Regions from separate parts of the Homo sapiens genome. Here region 1 is linked to region 2. A link is a loop called in an ENCODE intact Hi-C map of the cell type or tissue named here. Cell type or tissue: IMR-90. All regions are shown on one strand. Each heading gives the region's core, and the rest is flanking DNA. Links, peaks and the distances in the headings are about the cores only. Region 1 overlaps CEP70 (centrosomal protein 70). Region 2 has its middle 16 kb from the start of ESYT3.

Region 1 (5,383 bases), core at 313-5,312, 77 kb before region 2:
ACATAAAGTCATAAATATCTGTGGAAAGGAAAAGATGAAATATTACACTTATACTGAGGGTCAGATTGAGGGCTTCATTAGTAGTAGTGTCTCCTAAAAGGAAAAAATTTGCTTAGGACTCATAAGGCAAAATAGAGACCTTATCTAGTTTAAATATAATTACATATGGCTATAAAATTATTTATCTTACTATTAAGAATGATTTTTAAAGTTTTAAAGTGATGTATTCACCAGTGAATTTTTTCTGTATAGCTCATTTGAAAGATTTTTTTTTTTTTTTAAAGAATGGCTCTTTGCTTTTAGAAGAGGAGATGAAGCTTGGTATGAAAATAAGGGAATGAGTCAATGAAAACTTGATAAGAAGAATAAGTGAAAGAAGTATCTAATTAGAATATATAGCCTACTGAACATAAAGGAAGTTTTGTGACCAGTCTTATGTGCAGTGGGGAAGCAAGGGAGACAATGAGTGAGCTTGCTTTAGGCTTGTCCTCATGTTTAAAAAGATCACAGCAAGTGAAAATGTAATTTGAAAGTTAAACTTGAGATGAGGTATGAAACTGTATAAGTGTGTTGTCTGATATCCTGAAGAGCCTGGTTTCATAGAATAATATGATTCTTGCTTTGGGATTGCTATTAACTTAAGCAGTGATGTTCTCATCATTCATAAATATTTGGCACATTAATAAACATATTTTAATAGGGTGTGCTGGTAACACTTATTTCAGAATGCTTCTATAGAAACTTCCTTTCAGATATTATGACACTCAGCATGGTTCATAAAGATCATTTGCTTCAGAAAGCCAGGTTTCTCTGGAGATGAATTCTGTAATTTGGTCAAAGTTGAAGTTCTGGTGTTAAACATTAACATTGGGAAAGTTAAATCTGGCAAACATGACAGTTTTTTTAATTAATAGGTGTCACTAAGCATGTAGGTGCAGGGTGGCATACTGAGTAACAGACATGGAGAGTACCTTTAGTGAGTAAAAAAACAATCCATTCTTTTTCTCATGTAAATGGTGTGATTGACTGAGGAAATTCCCATATCGGCCAAGGTCCTTTGCTGTGAGGTTCATTTGTAAGGCAGGTTTCTCACTTAATGAGAAAACAGGTGTAATTTCAGAATGGGCAGGGGGCGGAGTCAGGGAATACCTTGATCTTGTACCTTACCACAATGTAAGGGAATTGTAAACAAATTCTCTGTTGTAGGTTTGCTTATATTGTTTCTGTTCCCATATCTTGATGCTTTGTTAGTGGGTTCAGACAAGTATTCTGACTGAAGTCGGGAGCTTAAAAGAACTAAATGAATAGTAGGAGAGCATGGGCTATGTGTGTAGGCTAAGTGAAGAGCAACCAAGATCCAGCTACACAATGGAGAGAGTTGGAATCCAAGAAAGCATGCTTTATGTAAGGGAACGCGTTTATTAATGATGGCTTAACAGAATAAGCTAGAAAAAAGTGTGGGTATCTAGAGAACCTGCCATTGTGGCTTACCTTAAGTAGGGCTGGGATCTGGATAATGAGAAAAAGGATTTTGCTCCTTTGGTGGCCAGGAGCTTCAGAGAGTGAATTCTAACTTAGGCTGGTTGGAATAAGATAGTCTTAGGAAGAAAAATCAAATTCAGAAAGAGCCTGTCAAAAAAGAGCCTGGATTGGTTTATCTGGTAAGCTGGACCAGGCTAAGCTCTATAATATATTGTACTTGAGGTTTGTACACTCGATGAGGCTATCTTTTTGATTAGGCAGATAATTGTTTTTTTTGAGACATAGTCTTGCTCTCTGTCACCCAGGCCAGAGTGCAGTGACGCAATCTCAGCTCACTGCAACCTCTGCCTCTGGGGTTCAAGCAATTCTCCTGCCTCAACTTCCCAAGTAGCTGGGATTACAGGTGCCCACTACCACACCCAGCTAATTTTTGTATTTTTAGTAGAGGTGGGTTTTCACCGTGTTGGCCAGGCTGGTCTTAAACTCCTGACCTCAGATGATCTTCCCGTCTCGGCCTCCCAAAGTGCTGGGATTATAGGCATGAGCCACTGCACCCAGCTGGCAGATACCTTTCATCTTAGAGTGATCCACTACTAAGAAATCTTCCCAAGAAAATTAAAGAGGACAAGACTGTTCTATGAGAAGAAATTCCTAAGTCCTCACGTGGAGACCTAGGGAGGAGACGCCTCTACCTGGGATTTCATCATGTAGATGCACCCGTGTAGTGATACAGATCTAATGAGACACTAACATATCACACATGTGGGCAGTTGGATCTGTTAATAAGGACATGCTGCTAATGAAGTTAATACTAGAATCAGAGGGTACTTGTGGGTATGTGGTAACTTATATAAACAGAGCCCCTGTGAAGCATCTGTATCCGAATCAGTGATAATCTATCATCACTATCGGAGAAAAACTTCATGTGCACAAAAGCACCAGTATTATTGCCTTTATGTTTGGGGTTTGCCTTTGCATATAGGTTCTTGTTTCATGTGAGTTTACCACTAGAAAAAGTTACTCTCTTTTATTATTACTGTTTTTGTATTACAGAAATTGATGACTTGGATGCCATTGTACCTGCAGTAAAGAAATTAAAAGTACTTTCATACTGAAAACAAATCAAATCATTTTTACTGTGTAAATTGTATTCTTAACATTTTGTATTTTGTAGGATTGATCTTATTTTGAGACAAGGGTTGTAAAATGTATTTGCTCTCAGAATTCATCCCCTTCTTAGTATTAGGTCATTCTTCATCTGTATAATTTTTATTAACTTTGAGATTCTTATACAGAAAATAGTTGCAAGGGTAAGGTAATTAACTTTAGATCCCTTCATTTCTAAAGCAATTATTGAGTGCTTAAAATTTAAGGTTGTTTTAGAGTGGAGTTTGTGAGTAAAAGAGGAGCCCAGGGAGACAGATTGCAAGTAGTAGGTTGCAATCTTTTAGATTCAGCTTGTAATAATCTTTGAGCCACACCAAAAGGAATGCCAAGGGCTCTCTAAATTTAGCCAGTAGGAAGCTACTGCTCTCCTGGCAAGGATTAATTGGCACATTCTGTTAAGATATCCCTCATGACAGTTGCCCTTTCAAAGCAGGAGGAAGAAAAGGAAGAAAGAAAAACTGTTTCATCATTTCTGTTAGGGTAGGAAATGAATCATAGGGTAAAATGGATGAGTAGATAGAAGTCTCTCATTTAAAAAGTGTCTTTTGCAATCTTGATGTAATGCACTTTTTATAAGGACTTGAGATCTCAAATAAAATTTCTGTAAAGAATTTCCAAACATAAGTGTCCTCAGTGATGCTTGTATATTACTGACAAATAATGAGTCATATTCTCTTCCTAGGCTGAACCTTCCTTGGGCAACTTGTACATCCTTGCTGCATTTTATGTAAGAGTACTTTACTTGCTGCCTTCTGTTTATTCTGTATTCTCAATATGCAGTCACGTTTTCTTAAGGGTCAGCGTTCTGCCTCATACCCATAAGTACAAGTCACTTTGGACTATTCTTCCCCACTTTTATAAGCAGCAGGTCTAGGAAGATTTCTCTGTCATTCTTGTTGGTGGGCATATAGAATATTATAACACATTTCCAGGAAGCAGCATGGTGGAATGGTGAGTAAATGTCAGCAAACAAGCATCCACATCCTTGGTGTTATGACCTTAGGGATCAGACGTAAGATAATAGGCTCCTTCTAGATTTAAAATTCTTTGTCATGATAGCCTGCAGTTACATTTCTAAACACTAACTTACAATTTGTGGAAGACCTTGTGTCTTGAGGGTTGGGTACAAAAAGCATTTGGATATTCAATAATGTAAATACTATGAATTGATTAAATTATTCCAAGAAATTGATGGCAGGGCAAGATGGCAGAATAGAAGCCTACACTATTGATTCCCACTGCAGGAACACCAACTTTTAACAACTATCTACACACAGAAAAGCACCATCACAAGAACCAAAAATCAGGTGAGCAATCACAGTATTGGTTTTAACTTCATATTGCTGAAAGAGGCATTGAAGAGGGTTAGAGAGATAGCTTTGAATCACTGATGCCACCCCTCCCTGACCCCCTGGCAGTGGCTGCACTGTGGGGTCTGAGTCTGTGTGCTTGGGGGAGGGAGAGCACAGCAACTGGGGCACTTCACATTGAACTCAGTGCTGCCTTGTCATAGTGGAGAGTAAAGCCATGCTGGGCTAAGCCAGCGCAAATGCATGGAGGGAGCATTTGGACCAGACCTAGCCAGAGTGGAATTGTCCATTCCAGCTATCAGAACTTGAGTTTCTTGGCAAGCCTTGCCACCGTGGGCCAAAGTGCTCTGGGGTCCTAGGTAAACTTGAAAGGCAGTCTAGGACACAAAGATTACAGTTAATTCCTAGGCATCTCCTAGTGCTGGATGGGCTCAGAGCCGGAGGACTAGGGTGACACATGACTTAGGGAGACACCAGCCAGTGCAGCTAAGGGAGTTCTTGCACCACTCCTCCCCCAACCCCAGGCAGGCAGCAATGAAAGTGACTCCTTGCTTCTGCTTAAGGAAAGGAAAGCAAAGAGTAAAGAGGACTTTGCCTTGCATCTTGGATACCAGCTTAGCCACAGTAGGTTAGGGCACTGGGTAGAGTCGCAAGGCCCCCATTCCAGCCCCTAGCTCATGAACACTTCTAGGCACACCTTGGGTCAATAGGGAAGCCACTGCCTTGAAGGGCAGGACCTTGTTCTGGCAGGATTCATCACCTACTGACTAAAGAGTCCTTGGGCTGTGAATTACTAGCAGCAATACCCAGATAGTATGCTGTGGGCCTTGGGCTCTGAGACATGCTGACTTCAGGTGTGACCTAGCACATTCCCAACTGTGGTGGCTATGATGAAAAACTCCTCTTGTTTGAGAAAAGCAGAGGGAAAAGTAAAGGGGACTTTGTCTTTTCATCTTAGGTACCAGCTCAGCCACAATAGAGCTTTTGGGGTCCCTGAGGCTTTTGGGGTCCCTGAATCCAAGCCTAGTCTCTTGGACAGCATTTCTGGACCCTGCCCTGGGTGCCCACTGCCCTTCAGGGTGAGTCCCAGGCCTGGCAGCATTCACCACAAGCTGGCTGAGGAGCCTTTGGGCTTTAAGTGAACATCGGTGGTGGCCTAGCAGAACCTCCTGTGTGCCAGTGGTAGTGGTGGCCACAGAGAGAAGCCCCTCTGCCAGAGGAAAGGGGAAGGAAGAGCAGGAAGGACTTCATATTGTGATTTGAGTGCCAATTTGGCCACAGTAGAATAGAACATCAGGCAAAATTGTATGGTTTTTGACTCTAATCCCTGGCTCCCAGACAGCATCTCTGTACTTGCCCAGGGCCTGGGGAAACCTGACACCCTGAAGGGAAAGACACAAACTTAGTTGGCTTTGCCACCTGCT
Region 2 (5,383 bases), core at 291-5,290:
TTCTTTCACATATTTTGAAATAACCCTGCAAAGCTGTCTCTTGTGGGGAAAATCTATAGAACCCTCTTTCCTTTCCAGGTCTTTTCCTGATCCAGGAGAGTTTAACTAAGATTCTGGCACCTTTTTAGTTCTGATTAGAGACATTTACCAGCTATTCTCTCTGAAACCTGCTACTTGGAGGCTTTGTCTGCATAGTAAGAACGTTGGTCTCCACAATCCCTTCTCTTAACCCAGTTACTCCCTTCTATTAATTGCAGGTTTTTAGATAATAACTCTTTCAACCAATTGCCAATCAGAAAATCTTTGAATCCACTTGTGACCCATAAGCCTTCTCCCTTCAAGTTGTCCCACCTTTCCAGACCAAACCAATGCATACCTTACATGTATTGATTGATGTCTTATGTCTCCCTAAAACATATAAAGCCAGGCTGCAGCCTGACCACATTGGGCACATGTTCTCAGGACCTCCTGGGGCTGTATCATGGGCCTTGGTCACTGACATCTGGTTCAGAATAAATCTCTTCAAATATTTTACAGAGTTTGGCTCTTTTCATTGACATGCATCTCTTGAAACTACTTGCTAGGGCCACAAGTAGCTATAAATTAACCTATAACCCACACTCCATAGCTTAACAATGTGTAGCCAATCATTAATCAATGTTATTTCTGTAAGCCCGTGAGAATTCCTGTCATCACCTAATGGGTTCTTTCTGCCCATTATACAGACAAAACCAATTCACTGAGACTATGGAATTGCAATACAGAAAGAATTTAATTGACATGAGTCCAGCCACACAATATGGGAGATGGAGTTATTACTCAAATCAATTCTCTGAACATTTGGAGGCTAGGATTTTTCAAAGATAGTTTGGCAGGCCAGGGAATGGGTGCTGCTGATTGGTTGGGGACGCAATCATCAGGGTGTGGAAAATGGTCTTCGTGCATGCTCAGTCAACTTCTGGGTGGGGGCACAGGACCAGTTGGAGGGTCTAGGTGGAGCTATCATTTGTCAGAAATGCAAAAACCTGAAAAGACATCTCAAAAGGCCAATCTTGGGTTCTACAAGAGTGATGTTATCTGCAGGAGTAACTGGGGAAGTTGCAAATCTCGTCACCTCTAGAATAATGGCTTGTAATTGTTTACGTCTACACCCTACCAGAAGTCAGGTTCCCCTCATCCTTCTAACCTGGTGGTCTTTCATTAGTTTTACCAAGGTGGTTTAGTTTTGGGCAAAGGCTGTTATAATTTAAACTATAAACTAAATGCCTTCCACAGTTAGTTTAGTCCAAGTCCAGGAATGATTAAGGGCAGTTTGGAGGTAAAAGGGAAAAATGGAGGTTGGTTAGGTCAGATCTCTTTCACTGTCATAATTTTCTTACTGTTATAATTTTTGCAAAGGTGGTTTCATTCCTGACAAACAACTTTGTACAGTCCACTCCCTGTCCCCTACTTTGCCTTTAAAACTCCACTTGCAATTGCTGCTAATTGGAGTGTGTATTCAGGGCAACTTGTATCTATGCTTCCATGTTGCAATCCTCAAGCTTGGCCCAAATACACTCTCTACTTATATTAATTTTGCCTCATCTTCTTCCTTTTAGGTCAACATCTTCTTGGGGCCACTGTTCAATCCACTACACTTCTATTTATAGAATCATGACAATTTGGTTGACAGTTTCTGAGAAACATACAAGTTTACTTGTAATTACAAAAAATTAATTTTCCAGCAGCTTCCAGCATCAAGAGAGACTTGTTTACATAATGCACCAGATCCATTTTCACAGGAAATAAGTCTGTCTTTTCTCCCTTACTCTGTGTATGGAGGATCTGGATAGCAATTCTGAGTTCCATGAAGCTCTTTTCTTGGAGGGGAGTGGCAGGGAAGGAAATTAACTCTTCACACTTTCTGCCAAAAGCATATCTGTCCATTCGAGATTGTGAGCTTCCTTAAGTATGGGGCTGTACCTCTCAATCCTCCAGGTACCACACCTGCTCCCATCCCAGGCCTGGTCCTTCCTCAGAGCAAGGGCTCTCAGTGACATTGCATGTGTGTGCATGCATGCGTGTGTGTGTGTGTGTGTGTGTGTGTGTGTACATCTGCATCTCTTCCTCTCCTCTCTATAACAGGATCACCTCAATGTCTCCTCCTTCCTTGGAGGAGAAAAATATTACAGCTGTTGGAAACAAGATAGCTCATGTAACTTGATATTTTGTGGAGACAGCTGTCACAAGTCAGGGTTCTATTTGCTAAGCAACTGTAATGAAAACATTACATATTTTCATCGAGATTAAAAACTAAGACACAATAGCTTTGAGCACCATCATATTGGAAAAATGTGGACCACAACTGTGTCAGGTGGTGCACTACATCACCCACCAACCACACCACTCTTGGAGATGATGAGTTAGACCCACCGGAGTGCTGGAGGGAGAGATTTGGCACCATCTGCAGAGACGAATCCTGCAGCCACAGAAGAAGGGAAGAGGGCAGGCCAGTGGGTCTCATACTTCCCCGCACAGCAGCTTCACCTAGAGGGTGTATTAATGCACAGCTTGCTCGACCCCAACCCAGGGTTTTGGATTCAGTGGGAGTGTGGGGAGAATTTGCATTTCCTGTTAAGTTCCCATGAGATGTGTTGCCCTTGTCCTGGAACAGCACTTTGAGGACCACTGGCCCTAGGTGAGGCTTTGGAAACCGCCCTTTTAATAAGCTCCATCTGTGATCTAAGGCAGCATGCCCTCACACGACATGGCCAATGCTGGTTGCAAGTGAGCAGGCCAGAGCCCAGAGGTCAGGGTTTGGGGTCTCCCAAGGTAGAGGCCATGGTAGGACTGTGTGTGTGTGTATGAAGCCTGTGAAAATGGAGCCAAGAGAGTCTTTCTGAAAGCCCTTCCTGGGAACCCCACAGTCCTTGTGTCTACGTGGAAGGCCGGAAGCAGATGGAGCAGCCAACCCCTAGAAGGCACTGGAGGTCAGCCGGGAGGGGTTTGGGGTGGCTTTCAGCAGGAAGCACCCAGAAAGAGCTGGACCTTCGTTGGGGTAGTTTAGACCCAGCGGGTTCATCAGACAGTTCCTGAGAAGGTTCCTCGGCCTGGTGCTGTGCGAAGCATTTGGCAAATACAAATGGTGAACTTGCGGAGATCCAGACCCTGGGCCCCCAGGGTGCACATTATCTGCATATGGGCAGTCCTAGGGCAGGAAATCCTAGAGAGCTGGGCTGAGAACAGGGGCCAGTGGGTGAAGGAGCCTGACTTCTGATATCCTGCTTTGGAGGAGCTGCTGGTTCTCTCCCAGGCCTCTGGGGAAGCTGGAGGGCTTCCCTACAAATCGTGCGCACAGAGGCAGCTAGAAAGGGCCTGTCCGTTCTGTGATGCTGCCATCTGGTGGACGAGAAGGGCACTGGTCCTGCTTCCCAGGTGTTGGGTTGGCAAGGAAACCTCAACCGGGATAGTATCTACTGCTGCTGCTACTAGAGTAATAATGCTGATAATGCTTAAACATTTTTTTAAAGCAACTGTGAAGGAGCGAGCCCACCTACTATTCTAAGCTCTTTGAATGTGTTAACTCATTTAATCTTCACAACATCTCAAAAGTAAGTAGGATGTCCATTTTTCAGAAGAGGGAACCCAGGCCAATAGAATTGGAATAACTTGCCCAAGGCCACATGGTGAGGAAATGTCCTCTGATCCTTGTCTAGGGTTGGCATGGAATGGATCAGACACATTTGGGTCTGAGTCCTCGCCTTGAAGCTCGGTTTCTTTCTCTGAGAGAATTTTACTGTCCCCAGCAGGATGTAGTGAGGATTCTCAGCATGTACCTTGGCTGCTGTGAGGACCAGCAGGTGCCCCTCACACAAATGTCATGTCAACAGGTACCCCCCCGGGCTGTGCAGCCATCTGGCCCTGCCCAGCACATAGTGAGCCCTCACTCAGAAAGTAGCATTTCAGCTCTTTGCCTAAGAAAAAGAGGCATCACCTATCTCCTTTCCTAATCTTTGATACTATGCCCCTCGCAAAAATGTGTGTTACGTCTGAAGAACTTCCTTGCAGAGGTGGGTGTTACGAAGGGAGAGGCATTAACACTGCTTGAGCTTCAGATGGAGGTTTGGCCTTTACTTGGGAAGACAAGTAAGTTTGGTAGACAATGGCGAGAAAGCCTGGCTGGATATTTCCCAAAGGGAGGGGAGCACCCTACCCCCGTCACCACCACCCAGTGCAGGATGGAGGCACTGTTTTCCTCTTGGCTTCTACCTGGGCATGCTGGCCTGGGCTGGGGGTGGCAGGGGGGTTCGTTGTTGACCTTGACCCAGCAGATTCCGTGGGCTGTGGCACCAGGGTGGTTAGAGAAAATGGGATCTCAGTAGCCCAAGGGGAGAAAGTGAAAGAAAAAGGAGGAGGGTTTGTAGAAGGACTGAGGATACAAAACTCTTGTGAAAATTGGTCGTACAAATTGTATCGTTCTTATCATACCCAATTAAATCAGAGTAGAGAGTCTGGGGGAAAACACACCCAGGGAATATAACGTTGCTCCAAAAATGTAATTCTCTGCAAGCCTGGCTGCCGAAACTGCCTGTTCTCATAAACTGAAACCAGTTTTGTCTAATGGCTACTGAAACAGCCTGCTGTTATTCTAAGACTAGTTTTAACCACTGCCATCACTCACCAATCAGAACTTCCCCGAGACAGGGTCTCACTCTGTCTCCCAGGCTGGAGTGTAGTGGCATGATCATGGCTCACTGTAGCCTCAACCTCCTGGGGCTCAGGTGATCCTCCTACCTCAGCCTCTCAAGTAGCTGGGACTATAGGTGTGCACCACCACATCCAGCTAATTTTTAAATTTTTTGTAGAGATGGAGTTTCACCATGTTGCCCAGGCTGGTCTGGAACTCCTGGGCTCAAGCAATCTGCCGGCCTTGGCCTCCCAAAGTGCTGGGATTACAAGTGTGAGCCAACACATCCAGCCATTTCTCCTTTTTATAAAACCTCTAACCTTCTCTTTGTTCTTCGGAAGTTCTGAAGATCACTGGCCCTGAATTGCAATTCTTGCTTCCCAAATAAAATGTTAAATTTAGAGATTTATCTCTATATTTTTATTTTGACTTTGACAGCCTGAACTTGGGCTGGGAAAGGAGAGAATAGTCAGGCTGAGGGTGTTTGGCTCCACACCCTATCCTTAGGAAATCCATGGTGAACTTAGCATAGGGAAGAGTATTAGTGAGAGGATGAGCAGGGAATTTGGGAATAGCCTCCTCCCCAGCTCATAGCTCTGTAAAGGGAATTCCCCATGTGGCTCAGAATCAGCAAAAAGATTGCATTCCAGCCACAGGCTTTTTGATGAGGTCAGGGTATGTTATTGAAAAAGTGGTGTTGGGACAACTGGCTTAACA

The links. Peaks named below come from ENCODE experiments on the same cell type or tissue, not always from the same donor. Only the 100,000 strongest peaks of a DNase experiment are listed, where the experiment ranks them.
Region 1: a loop joins it to region 2, with 5 times the contacts of the local background. A loop is called at or near these places in 2 of 110 quality-filtered maps.

Annotation. Positions count from the first base shown.
Region 1 is chr3:138,492,229-138,497,611 of GRCh38, reverse strand. It overlaps CEP70 (centrosomal protein 70), which reads left to right. Exons shown (of 18, transcript NM_024491.4): 18 at 2,536-3,268. The coding sequence ends at 2,597. Among named protein-coding and RNA genes, the nearest start is that of ESYT3, 60 kb to the right of the region's middle. In IMR-90, for the core only: no CTCF peak of the experiment used is centred there; a DNase peak (open chromatin) is centred at 3,261.
Region 2 is chr3:138,415,704-138,421,086 of GRCh38, reverse strand. No RefSeq gene overlaps it. Among named protein-coding and RNA genes, the nearest start is that of ESYT3, 16 kb to the left of the region's middle. In IMR-90, for the core only: a CTCF peak has its summit at 3,375 (motif pointing left); a DNase peak (open chromatin) is centred at 3,346; H3K27me3 peaks cover 354 bases.